Linked DNA regions of Homo sapiens: region 1 is linked to region 2. The links are chromatin contacts, found by Hi-C or POLR2A ChIA-PET in ENCODE. All regions are on one chromosome and are shown on one strand. The core of a region is the stretch at or near the end of the contact, and the rest is flanking DNA. Distances in the headings are between cores, read along the strand shown. Region 1 overlaps LOC124900694 (a long non-coding RNA gene). Region 2 overlaps LOC105374408 (a long non-coding RNA gene).

The links. A loop is a pair of places that touch in the nucleus more often than their neighbours do. ChIA-PET counts read pairs that join two places held with the same protein, here RNA polymerase II (POLR2A). Pooled maps may share reads with other maps.
Region 1: a map of PC-9 shows a loop between it and region 2 (2.4-fold over the local background). The contact joins two enhancer-like sites. A Hi-C loop is called at or near these places in 4 of 168 maps with a recorded cell type or tissue (Caco-2, PC-9, aorta and 1 more) and 1 of 50 pooled maps. POLR2A ChIA-PET finds 5 or more read pairs at or near these places in 6 of 52 experiments (OCI-LY7, PC-9, Panc1 and 3 more).

What each region holds. Positions count from the first base shown.
Region 1 is chr4:38,270,762-38,277,521 of GRCh38, reverse strand. LOC124900694 (a long non-coding RNA gene) reads left to right here. Exons shown (of 2, transcript XR_007058100.1): 2 at 888-1,345. Among named protein-coding and RNA genes, the nearest start is that of LINC02513, 93 kb to the left of the region's middle. Within about 2 kb of position 2,046, at least 3 of the 41 ENCODE cell types and tissues checked have a DNase peak (open chromatin) inside an H3K27ac peak, as active enhancers do; they include PC-9, where a contact is called at or near this core.
Region 2 is chr4:38,228,483-38,234,418 of GRCh38, reverse strand. LOC105374408 (a long non-coding RNA gene) reads left to right here. Exons shown (of 2, transcript XR_925214.3): 2 at 549-861. Among named protein-coding and RNA genes, the nearest start is that of LINC02513, 140 kb to the left of the region's middle. Within about 2 kb of position 3,903, at least 6 of the 41 ENCODE cell types and tissues checked have a DNase peak (open chromatin) inside an H3K27ac peak, as active enhancers do; they include PC-9, where a contact is called at or near this core.

The DNA.
Region 1 (6,760 bases), core at 797-3,296, 45 kb before region 2:
AGCCATATGTTACAGATTTTTTTTCTCTTTATCGCAGTCATAAGATTTTCGTGTTATTGTATGACATAGGCCTTGCAGTGACACAGAGCTCCTGCTCTAGGTTGAATTGTACCGCCCCCCCACCACCTCTAAAGTTCGTATGTTGAACTTCTAACCCCTGGTACCTCAGAATGTGAGGTTGCAACAGGATCGTTGCAAGTGTAATTAGTTAAAATAAAGTGTTTGGGGTAGGCTCTAATCCAACGTGACTGAGTCCTTAATAAAGGGGAAAATTTGGATGCAGAGACAAACAGAGGGAAGACAATGGAAACAAACAAAGACAACATCATCTGTAAACGAAGGAACTACCAGAGCCAGGAGAAGGGCCTGGAGCAGATCCTTTCCTAGCACTATCAGAGGGAGTATGGCCGGCCCACATCTTGATTTTTGGATTTTGGCCTCCAGAACTGTGAGATAATAAATTTCTTTTTTTTTTTTTTCTTTTTTGAGACAGAGTCTCGCTCTGTCACCCGGGCTGGAGTGCAATGGCGCAATCTTGGCTCACTGCAACCTCCGCCTCCCAGGTTCAAGCGATTCTCCGGCCTCAGCCTCCTGAGTAGCTGGGAATTACAGGCATGCACCACCACGCCCGGCTAATTTTTGTATTTTTAGTAGAGACGGGGTTTTACCATGTTGGCCAGGCTGGTCTCAAATTCCTGACCTCAGGTGATCTGCCTGCCTCGGCCTCCCAAAGTGCTGGGATTACAGGTGTGAGCCACAGCGCCCAGCTGAGATGATAAGTTCCTTTTGTGTAGGTCAGTCTGTTTGTGGTACTTTGTTACACCAGCCCTAGGAAATTTATATAGCCCTGATCAAAGGAATTTCTTTGTTTCTTCATTACTTACTAGAACACCCTAGATGATGAATCCAGTGAGGGTCAACAGCAGAGAGGAGCTGCCCAGCAGAGAGGAGCTGCCCACCACACCCTCCACCCCATCTTCCTGAGCCTTCTGTGGAAGCACTGGTTTGCTAGCCTCTGAAGGGCCATGGGCCCAGCACCAGGTGCCCTCAGCTCTGAGGCCAGGCCGTTACCTGCATTCAAGATGGACACTGGCTAGAGAAAGCATGTCCACAGGGCTGGTCAGTAGGAAAGGGGTTGTGTTTCTGGAAGGGTGCATCTAACCCAGGGGTTGGTGAGCATTTTCCTAACCCAGGGCCAGGTAGTAAACATTTTTGGCTTTGCCAGTCATGCAGTCTCTGTCACAGCCACTGCACTCTACTACTTTAGCACAAAAGCAGCCATAGGCAATACATTTAAAAAGACGAGCGTGACTGCGTTCCAATAAAATTTTATTTATAAAAAACAGACAGCAGGCTGGATTTGACCTGTGTGTTGTAGTTTGCTAACCTTGCTGAGTAACATCCCCTGACCCTCACTGGTGGGGCCTGTGTTTTTGCTTTCACATTTATTTCACTTGGCATTCAGGGTAGCCACCATACACCCCATGCAAATGACAATCCATATTGGTCCAGACTTAGTTCCAGATGAAACTCATTACCAGATAGTTCCCAGGCTCAGGGATATCAAATGGGATCCAGCAGACAGCCACTTCCCACTGATAAGCAAGGATTCCAGGTCTGAAGGGCAAATGACGAAAGGGAACCTTCAGTCTGCAGAGAAAAGTCAGAATCCTTGGCTCCCAATCAGCAGGTCTTGCAGCATCTCAGCCCTCACACAAATCCCTGGGTCTCCATGATTGGGTGAGTCACTAATGGGTTAACAGCTGAGCTCCATCCTGAAGTTTGGCTCCAGTGCACCTTTAGAATAACAACCTGGGTCTGGATTAACATTCAAGAAAACAACCCCTCAGGAAAGTGTTCTGTAATAAAAGGATCCTATTTCCTCTCTGCCAGCTCCCACCTTTTTCTTTCAAGTCAAGTCTGAAGCAAGCTCAGAAACCTGTCAAGCTATGAATGATGAGTCAGACATTTAACCAAACAAATTTGCTCTCCTGGTGCCACTTGACACCTGCATGAGCCTGCAGTGGTGAAGGTGGGGTTTGTGAAGAGGCAGCAGCCTCCATGGATGAGGTCTTGCACAAACGCTCATCTACATTAAGGAAGTAGCGTGGCCAGCCACAGCTTCAGCCCAGGTCTGCGCACCGTGTTCTTTAAATCTTTGACCTGAACTATGTCATTGCTGAAATTCCTTAAAGCAACTACTTACATCTATAAAATGTTCATTGCCACCAGCCAGATGCTTAGACAAAGGGAAGCCCTGGTCCTTGTGTCTTGAGAGGTCTGAGACACTTGAGGCCTAACGGAAGATTTACTCTACTTCTCCCACGCCTCTTGCCAGCTAGGAGTTGTCCTCAAATATTAAAGCTGGGAGTAAAGGGAAGGGGTTCTTTTACTGTATTATATTACACCATATTACATCAAATCCTCATCTCGACTCCATGAGGTAGGGATTATTCTTTCAATTTTACAGATGAGGAAACTGAGGCTCAGAAAGATGACGATTCTCTAATGACACAAAGCTAGTCTATCAATCTGTTCTCACACTGTTATAAAGATATACCTGAGACTGAGTAATTTATGGAGAAAAGAGATTTAGTTGACTCACAGTTCTGCGGGCTAGACAGGAGGCATGGCTGGGGAGACCTCAGGAAACTTACAATCATGGTGGAAGGCAAAGGGGAAGTAGGTACAATCTTCACACAGTAAGGAAGGAGAGAGAGAGAGAGAGAGACAGCAAAGCAGGGAAGTGCTACACACTTTCAAACAACCAGATCTCATGAGAACTCTGTCACAAGAACAGCAAGGAGAATGTTCACCCCCATGATTCAATCACCTTCCACCAGGTCCTTCTCTCAACATTGGGGATTACAATTCAACGTGAGATTTAGGTGGGGACACAGAGCCAAACCATATCAGCTAGAAAGTAGCAGAGACGGGGTAGAATCCACTCCCCTGTCTCCCAGGGCACTGCTGCCTCTGCTCTGCCAGCTGGAGAGTCCTTCTACTCTGATCCGGATCACTCCATGAGGAGCTAGAAGAGAAGGTGGAGACGGTATGAATATTGGGGTATAACCTGGAGTAGCTCCAGAGTAATTGTAATTTGATTCAAATCAAATCCAGATACTGATACTGCCTTCCCAGAAATATGGTCTACCAGACTGGGCCATGAGCAAAATGGAATCCTTATACCCACGTTAGGCAACCAGGTTGAATTTGTTGAGGTTGAATTTGTTGAGCTATGCATTGCATGGATTCACCTCATAGGCACTTCAGGCAAGTGAGGCTCCAAGTGCATACTTCCTATAATTTTATTAATACTCATGATTGCCCCTAGGGATTTATGCCCAGATGGAAATGGAGGGCAGCCTATTTACACTGAGTGAAATTCTGTCATATGGGAAAAAGAGGATAAAAGAATGAAGGCCTGGTGCAGTGGCTCACGCCTGTAATCCCAACACTTTGGAAGCCCGAGACGGGAGAATTGCTTGGGCCTAAGGAGTTCAAGATCAACCTGGGCAATGTAGTGAGGCCTTGTCTTCTTGAAAAATAAAAAAATTAGCCAGGCATGATGGCATGTGCACCTGTAGTCCCAGCTACTCAGGAAGCAGAGGTAGGAGGATAACCTGAGCGCAGGAGGTCAAGGCTGTGGTAAGCCAAGATAGCACAACTGCACTCCAGCCTGGGTGACAGACTGAGGCCCCTATCTCAAAAATAAATAAATAAATAAAAAATAAAAGACTGGAAACCTTCCAGTACATACTAGGAGCTTATAAAAGTTCATATTCTTTGACTTGAAGTTGTAGATTGCTTTCAAACTGGCCCTGCATCTCTGCCCCTCCCTGTGTTAGGATGTCATTTATATAGCTCCTCTTATCAAAGGATGGAGTCTAGTTCCCCACTCCTTGAATCTGGGCTGGCCTTGTGACTGACTTAGACAATAGAATGCACCAGAAATGAGGATGTGCCAATTTTAAGCCTTGCACACTTCTGCTTGCTCTCTTGGAACCCTGTCCAACTCTAATGTGACAAGCCAGTGCCAGCCTGCTGAAGGATGAGACCACATGAAGCAGAGACAAGCTGTCCTAGCTGCCTCCAGCTTAAACAAGCTAGCCCCTGCCCCATCTAGCCCCTAACTACAAATGCATGGTTCAGCCCTGTCTAGATTGTAAGAACCATCTAGATGAAGCCAACCTAAATTACTGACCCCAGAACTGTGAGGTAAACAATTGTGGTTATTTTAAGTCAGTAAGTTTTGGCCTAGTTTGTTTTGCAAAAGCTGTGTGATGTACTCAGTAACTTTTTAGATAGAAACCCATTCTAGTGATATAGTCAGAAGTTCAAGCAGAATGTGTATATATTTAAAACTCATCTCAGTGTTGATTATGAGCAAATACAATTTCTGTAAAAACCTAAATAACTTATAATAAGGGATTGGCAAAATAAATCTTGTATCCGTATAATGCAATTGTGTAATGTAGCCAGTTAAATGCACAGAAATGGAGTAATTTATACTGCCACACATTGCATACACTGCAGAGGACTCTAAGTATAAAAAGAAATGGGGGAGGTCTCAATAGCCTGCAGTGATCTCCAGGTTGCTGGGTTTTAAAAAAAAGGTTTATAAAGTTTGCATAGCTGAGTTAGAGAGAGAGAAGAATGAATAGCTGGAACACAGAGGATTTTTAGGGCAGTGAAACTATTCTGTACGATACTATAGTGGTAGATACATGTAATTTTACCTTTGTCCAGACCCATAGAATGTACAACACCAAGAGTGAACCCTAACGTAAACTATAGATTTTGGATGATAATGATGTGTCAATGTTGGTTCATCCATTGTAGCAAATGGTCCACTCTGGTAGGGGATGTTCATCCTAAGAGATATGCATGTGTGGGGGTAGAGGGCATATGGGAACTCTCTCGTAAACCTAAAACTGCTCTAAAAAATAAAGTCTATTTTTAAAAAAAGTTTGCATAACTTATCTGGAAAAGGGGAATATAGCAAATATATATTTGCTTATGTTTTAAAATGGAAGGGAAGAACAAAACTATTTTTAAATGGAAGGGGAAAGAATAGGGTAAAAAAAATACAGAAATGGAAGCTAGACTTTTCTAAATGCACCGTGGTTTATAGATTTGAGTTAGGGACTATGTAAATATTTTATGCAATTTTGAAATTAAAATGTTTTAAATTCCTAAAGATAAAAACCAAAATGAAATAGAAGAATTTGACACTGTATGGAATTGGTGGCATAACCACATAGGAGCTATTTCTTTTTTTTTTTTTTTTGAGATGAATCTCACTTTGCTGCCCAGGCTGAAGTGCAGTGGTGCGATCTCGACTCACTGCAACCTCTGCCTCCTGTGTTCAAGCGATTCTCCTGCCTCAGCCTCCAGAGTAGCTAGAACCACAGGCATGTGCCACCACACCTGGCTAATTTTTGTATTTTTTGTAGAAACGGGGTTTCACCATGTTGGCCAGGCTAGTCTAGAACTCCTGACCTCAAGTGATGCACCCGCCTCAGCCTCCCAAAGTGCTGGGATTACAGGTATGAGCCACTGAGCCTGGCCAAGAGCTATTTCAAATGACTTTAAAATACAGTACATGTGCTAGGCTGTTCTTGCATTACTATAAAGAAATACCTGAGACTGGATAATTTATTTTAAAAAAAAAGAGGTTTAATCTGCTCATGATTCTGCAAACTGTACAGTCATGGCACTGGCATCTGCTCGGCTTCTGGGGAGGCAGCAGGGAATTTTTTTTTTTGAGACTGAGTCTCTCTCTGTAGCCCAGGCTGGAGTGCAGTGGCGCCATGTCGGCTCACTGCAAGCTCCACCTCCTGGGTTCCCGCCATTTTCCTGCCTCAGCCTCCCAAGTAGCTGGGACTATAGGAGCCCACCACCGCGCCCGGCTAATTTTTTTTGTATTTTGTAGTAGAGACGGGGTTTCACCGTGTTAGCCAGGATGGTCTCGATCTCCTGACCTCGTGATCCACCCGCCTCGGCCTCCCAAAGTGCTGGGATTACAGGCGTAAGCCACCGCGCCCGGCGGCATCAGGGAACTTTTACTCATGGCAGAAGGCAAAGCAGGGGCAGGCACATCACGTGGGAAAGCAGAAGCAAGAGAGAGAGTGGGAGGCGCCACACGCTTTTCAACAACAGATCTCACAAGAGCTCACTCACTATTGTGAGGACAGCACCAAGAAGAAGGTGCTACACCATTCATGAGAAACCCACCCCCACGATCCAGTCACCTCCCACCAGACCCCACCTCCAATAATGGGGATTGCAATTCAGTATGATATTTGGGCAGGGAGAAATATACAAACTTTATCAGCAGGTTACTAGACACCCAAGCAAGATATAAACTATGACCAGAAAAAAAAAAAAGAGAGAAAGAGCTGCAAAACATCTCAAATTGTTTATTAGTCATCATATTGTTGATGGTAATGCTGGTGTAGGTATTTTGAGACTGGGTGTGTGTGTGTGTGTGTGTGTGTGTGTGTGTGTGTGTGTTATGGAATACAGCCTCAGAATAAGTTTCTTGGTATTGTTAAGATTTAGGACTTTTGGCCTAGAAAGAATGAGATACAGATGTAAAATCAATGAGGTTAGGTTAAACACTGTAGTCTTGGATTGAATTGCAAGTATCAGTATGAACTTCTGATGTATTTTTATCTTTAATTTTTAAAAAGTTTTTCTTAGTGCTATTGAAAAGACCTAAAAATTAGTGACTAATCCAACAGCATTGAACACCCTT
Region 2 (5,936 bases), core at 2,654-5,153:
CAGTCAAGGAAACTGAGTCTGAGAGAGGTGCAGGTGCAGTGGCCTGCCCAAGGTCGCACAGCAAGTGGTAGAGCTGGGACTCCAAGGCAGGCCTGCTCAATTCCAAAGTACAACTTCCTTTTTTTTTTTTTTTTTTTTTTTTTGAGATGGAGTTTCACTCTTGTTGCCCAGGCTGGAGTTCAGTGGCGCAATCTCGGCTCATTGCAACTTCTGCTTCCTGGGTTCAAGCGATTCTCCTGCCTCAGCCTCCCAGTCCAACTTTCTTGACTTCACCACTACACTAGTTGGAGGAATCCTGTTTTAATTCCTCTTAAAAGGAGCTTGTTCCTAGCATAGAAATATCCCCTCTTCAGCTACCCACTTTGTTAAGGTTAAACTTATATAACAAGCTTCCCTCTGAAGGGCACAGCCATCCTACTTTACCAGGTGGTGGAAGTCTCGCCAGATGAAACCTCCTATTTACTCTCCATCCACTGCCTGGCCTGTGCTGGGTGTGGCAGTGGGTGGGGAGCCACCCAAATGGCCTCTTTACATTTGTTCACCCACAGGTTTTCCCGAGGATGACTCTGGCTGCCCTGACAGCCCCACCACAGGGGACAGCAGCATTTATTTGACTTGACTAGGATTGGAACTTCCAGTGATCTACAATCTCCATATGATCTCTGTTTCTACAAGGAAGCACCTTCTCCATGAATATTATGCACTTAGTTAAACTGAGCCATGGAAAGCCAATCATTCATTCAACAAATATGTACAGAGTGTCAATAATGTACCAGGCAAGAAACAAGGAGCTGCGCTCTTTCTTCAAGGAATCCATAGTTCTATCAGTAGAAGGAATAAAATATTCTAAGTGTCTTTGTAGTAGATTGAATTATCATTTCACAAATATTCCCTCTCCCGTCTCACTCTCCTCTTCCCTGCCCCATTGATTTAGGACCTGACTATGTAAAATACTTTGGCCCATAAAATGTGGGCAGAAATGATAACATGCCAGTTTCAAGTGAAGCCTTGAAGAGGTGTTGCGAGTACTTGCCAGCTCTCTTGAACTCCTTCTTTTTAACATGAGAACATTGTTTGCTGATGGGGGTGTCCCTATAGGCTGGATCCCAAAATAAGAAGACAGACAGAGGCAGCCCCGAGCCACTGCACCTAACCCATACCCACTGATGAACACATGAACAAACAGTGCACATTTGTTATTGAAGGCTACTGGGACTTTGAGGTTGTTTGTTACACAGCATCATCACAATAATAACTGACTAGTCTAGTCTCCTACAGAGTTAGATTTCAAACCAACCCTGTGATGTTTTTCTTGGACTTTGAACTGAATTATTGTTCTACTAGGTGATGACTTTCACTAATTCATCCAGGATATCTGTAGGGCCACCAGTTGGGTGGGGGGAGCTGTCTGAACAAAACTTACATCTATGTGTCATATAAAGTGCCTGCAAAAACCCCAGATACCCAGGACCTGTCCTTCAACAGAGAATATTACTAATCACAGCTACCCACAGACACCTTATTTTCTATTGCTCATTATCCATTTCTGATGTTAATTTAGCCACATCAAGGGCAAGTTCTTGTTTAAACACTATGAAGGCTCAAAATGAGTTTAATGTTTGCAACCTAAGACCAAGGCAAGTCTGGAAGACTTATGAAACCTAGGACTGGGGCTTTAGATTCCCTTCCCTTCCAGTCACCATCTGGTGCACTGTGCATGTTTAACCACATTCTGTTAACATCCTCAGTTCAACAAGTATTTATTGAGCACACTCGATGTGTAAGGCACGGGGAATACAACTGGGAGTAAGGTATGGTCCTCACCGTCACCTCATTAGCTGGCCGTCTTGCAGAAGAGAGGAGATGAGTGCTCACATAACTATAAGCAAAGACAACATATATATTTTGAGAGAGGTGCCCAAAATTTGCCAAAAGACTGCATCCAATCCGAGGGGATAGAGAACATTTCAGACAGAAAGAACAAAGGCACCGTGGCTGAATAGAATAGGATGTGAAACCTGGAGAGATATAATGGGAAACTTGGTAGGGGATACGTTGTGGGCAGCTTCCAGGGCCAGGCTGGTGAGTTTATTGTTGAACCCAAGAATGGCTGAAGACTTGATGAAATACATCACATCCATGTTGGCCACCCATTTCACTGGGCCCGGAGTTTGAGGTTTGCTGAGAGGTTAAAGTCACTAACAGCTTGAACATCCTCAAAAACAACTAGAGGTAAAAGATGCCCATGAAAAGTGGCTATGACTGCAAGATGGTTTCTATGACTATCACCAAGAAGAGGTACTACAAGGAGCCTGAGTGCGTGGGGAAGAGGAGGAAGAGCTGTTCAGCAACTGGTGCAATTGCAGGCATCTCGCGTTGCAGACTACCTCGTCAGCCCTGGCTAGATAAAGAGAGATTAAGTAGTGTCATGGTCCATCTTGGCCGATGTTGATGATGAGGTTTTGCCTCTCCAGGAAGTAGCATCCCTGTAGGCTGCTTATGGTAGGGCAAGGCCCTGTACACCACACCTTACCTCACCCCCACACCTCTTCCCCAGGCTGCACCTGGCCTTTGGCCTCATCTGCCCCACCTAGTTACACCCATGACTCCAACTGTGGCCAGAAAACACGTTACTATCAGGCAATTACAAACAAAAGAAACAAGGAAATTCAAGTAGTACCAGATTTCAGCTGGACTCACATGAGCTCCTCTAGCACCATCTGCGTGCCTCTGGGTTTCTGCTCCCCAAACCCTCATGACATGTGAAATGATCTGTTCATGGGTCCGACTTCCCCACGGGGCCATAAGCTGTGTTGTGCCTTTTCCTGGGTGTACCCCAGTGCCTAGTTAGTCCACTGATAGCACACATTAAGTAGATGCTACAGCTTTTCCAAGTACTGAAATGCTTCTCTTCACCCACACTTGACATACTATCTCATTTAATTCTTCCAACAACCCAACCCTCCAGGATAGGTGCTATTAGCCCACTTAATAAGTAAGGAAATTGGAACTCAGAAAGTTTAAGTAATTCCTCCAAGGTCACACAGCTAGGAAGTAGAAGAGAGAAACTAATATCTGTCTGATGCAGCCCCTTCTTGTAGGAGCAGGTTTATATGCATTGCATGGAACTGAAAGCCAGGTTTCCAGAATAGATAAGGCTTCTGCCTTGAGAAAGGTTCCTTCCGGGGTAAATGCTTGGGAAATCTACCCCGGACTGGTGTGTGGCAGAGACATACCGGACCTTTGTTTATTGTCTTAGAACTCTGTTTGAAACTGAATTTTAATATCTAGGCCTGGGTTACTGGGAATTTGTGGAAGCTGCTCTGTAATTCTTTCATCTGGGTCACACATGCCCGGCCAGGTGAGAGCTTCTCCGAAAGCCAAGACCAGGGGCCTGGACAAGTGGGAGGGACTTGCAGATGGGCCTCCGATACCTGTTGGCCCCCAGGAGTGCCCTCAGCCACAAGCATGATTGCAGAGCACAGCAGCATTGGAAGAAGGATAGAGCTAGCTTGGAGGTTAATGAGAGTTTGAGAGTAAGAATATCGGCCTAGGAAAATTCACATGAGTATGGGGTCATCTGTCACAGGGAAGTCTTTTCTAACTCACCAGGGATTGAATCCCACAACCCCTTCAGATTTTTCCAAGAAAGAAAATTGAGCCTCAGTCACTGCCGGATGATGACCAACATCTCCTTTTTCCAGGACCACATCCCACAGTCCAGCGCCCAGACATATCACGAGGCATGTCTGAAACGGCCTGGTTTATTGGCACTCTGACCCCAGGTCAGGAGCCAGAGATAAAGAGTGTGACTCCAGGCTCTTACCTTGGGCTTGAGTAAGAGCAAGCAGGGACCCGCCCTGCTGACACCAGTCCCAACCATCTGGTTCATCAGGATGAAATTGTTTTTGTTTGCGGCCGCACCCACTGCTGCACCTAAAGAAACAGCAGGTAGCAGCATCAAACCTGGTTTGAACCTGGCCCAAAAGCATGCACTCAGAGCACAGGAGACCCAAGAGGGACCCAAGAGAGCAAAACTTCTGTGGAAATCCAGGTGGCCGCAAAGGACAGAAATGAGAGGCCACCAACCTAAAAGCATTTCCTTTTGTACCTCCATGAAGACCAGTTAGGGAACTAGTGAATGATTTACAGCTACGCTGTTTATACAAATGAGCACATTAACTTTCTGGATCGCTCAGTGGCAATAAATTAAGAAGACACAATTGCAATGCAAAATTCCAGGAGGCTTGAAAGTTCTATCAGGCAGTAGGTTCTAACTGTGACTTCTTTTAACCTTTGCCTAAATTCAGACTTCAGCTAAATAAATCAGCCCCGTTAATTAAAGGCTGGCATTTTCTCAGACAAGCCTGATGTTCATTAACATCAGGTGAGCAGTTCAGAGTGAGCACTCAGGTAATTAGGAAGGGAAGAGCTAGATGCCTTTTTATATGAGAATTCTAGGTCCACCCGTCTCTCTTCTTCCTCCCCCGATCCTGTCAAGCAAAGGAAAGTTGCGCATTAGATCACTCATGTGCAAACAATATTGCTTTTAAGAACCTAGGATAAATGTTAGAATAATTAATTTAGCAAACACTTTGGAAAAAAAATTGTGTTTGTGAGTTTTGCTGAGTTAAAGTGTTTTCAATTAACATCAATTTTCTACTACACTGATTTGGAGACGGGCTTGGAATATTTATTTTTCTTTCCTCACCAGGAACTGCTTCTTGTGCTTATTTCATTAACAATTATGAGTCCAAAATCAATTGACTAATATGAAATGCCACAGGGAAAAAATAGACTAGCAGGGTGACCATGCTCTGGGGCCTGTGTTCCCAATCTTGGAATAACCAATCACAAAAGACATAATCCTGACAATATCCTAGGCCCTACCTGTAAGAAATTCAAGTCAAATTAGAAGTAAGGACAGATCACCTAAACCTAAAACTAATATTCAGCTTATATGCTCTGATTTGGCCAGGACTGCTGCCTACAATTGTGCAGTGCACAGCCTGCACAACCACACAATGTAGGTCTGGGTATGGCCTTGTCAATTGTCTATATCTGGCATCTTTCTGATTTGTTAATGCCCTTGCTGATTGAAGACATTGTGAATATCACCTTGTCAAGACCCAAGTCCCTGCTGATTACAGAGGCTCATTCACTGGAGTCTAATTTTGCTTATTTTTCGTTTACCATTTGGGCCTTGCTTAAAGCATCTCCTGCCAATTTGGGGGGGAATCTGTACCATCAGTGTTCAATTTGCATGCAGTCAATTGCCTTATGTTGGACAGGGCACCCATCTACCTGGTGTCTCCCAAACAGAGATCCCTTGTTTTTCCAGAGAAAAACCCTCCAGGAGTAATCACTCTGTGGTTCTCCCCAAGTACATGTTGATAAGTTTGTATACCTTTTCTCTTAAAATAATAACAATAATAAACCTCACAATGTCTTTCAGCCATATGAGAAATAAACCCTCAGTGGCGTGGATTGGGGGAAGGTGATCTAGAGATCTAATGATTTCTCAAGCAACGTTCATTTCAGTTGCTTCTTATATTAGCTCCCCCTCCACCCACAGTTCCAGAAGTACTCACACCTTCTGGGCAGGCAAGTTAGCCTCTGTCCTCACTGGCACCATAAGCTATGGCTTCTTCCGATCCACTGAGGCAGTTACTATGTGTCCATCTCTCGTCCAGCTTTCAAAATTATGTTGCTGCTATCTCCTCTCCTGTTCTCCCTGTCCTTATGAGTTTATGCTTTAAAAAAAAAGTTTTTGCAGCCAGGCATGGTGGCTCATGCCTATAATCCCAGCACTTTGGGAGGCCGAGGTGGGCAGATCACCAGAGGTCGGGAGTTCGAGATCAGCCTGGCTAACATGGTGAAATCCCATCTCTACCAAATATACAAAGTTAGCTGGGCGTGGTAGTGCGTGCCTGTAA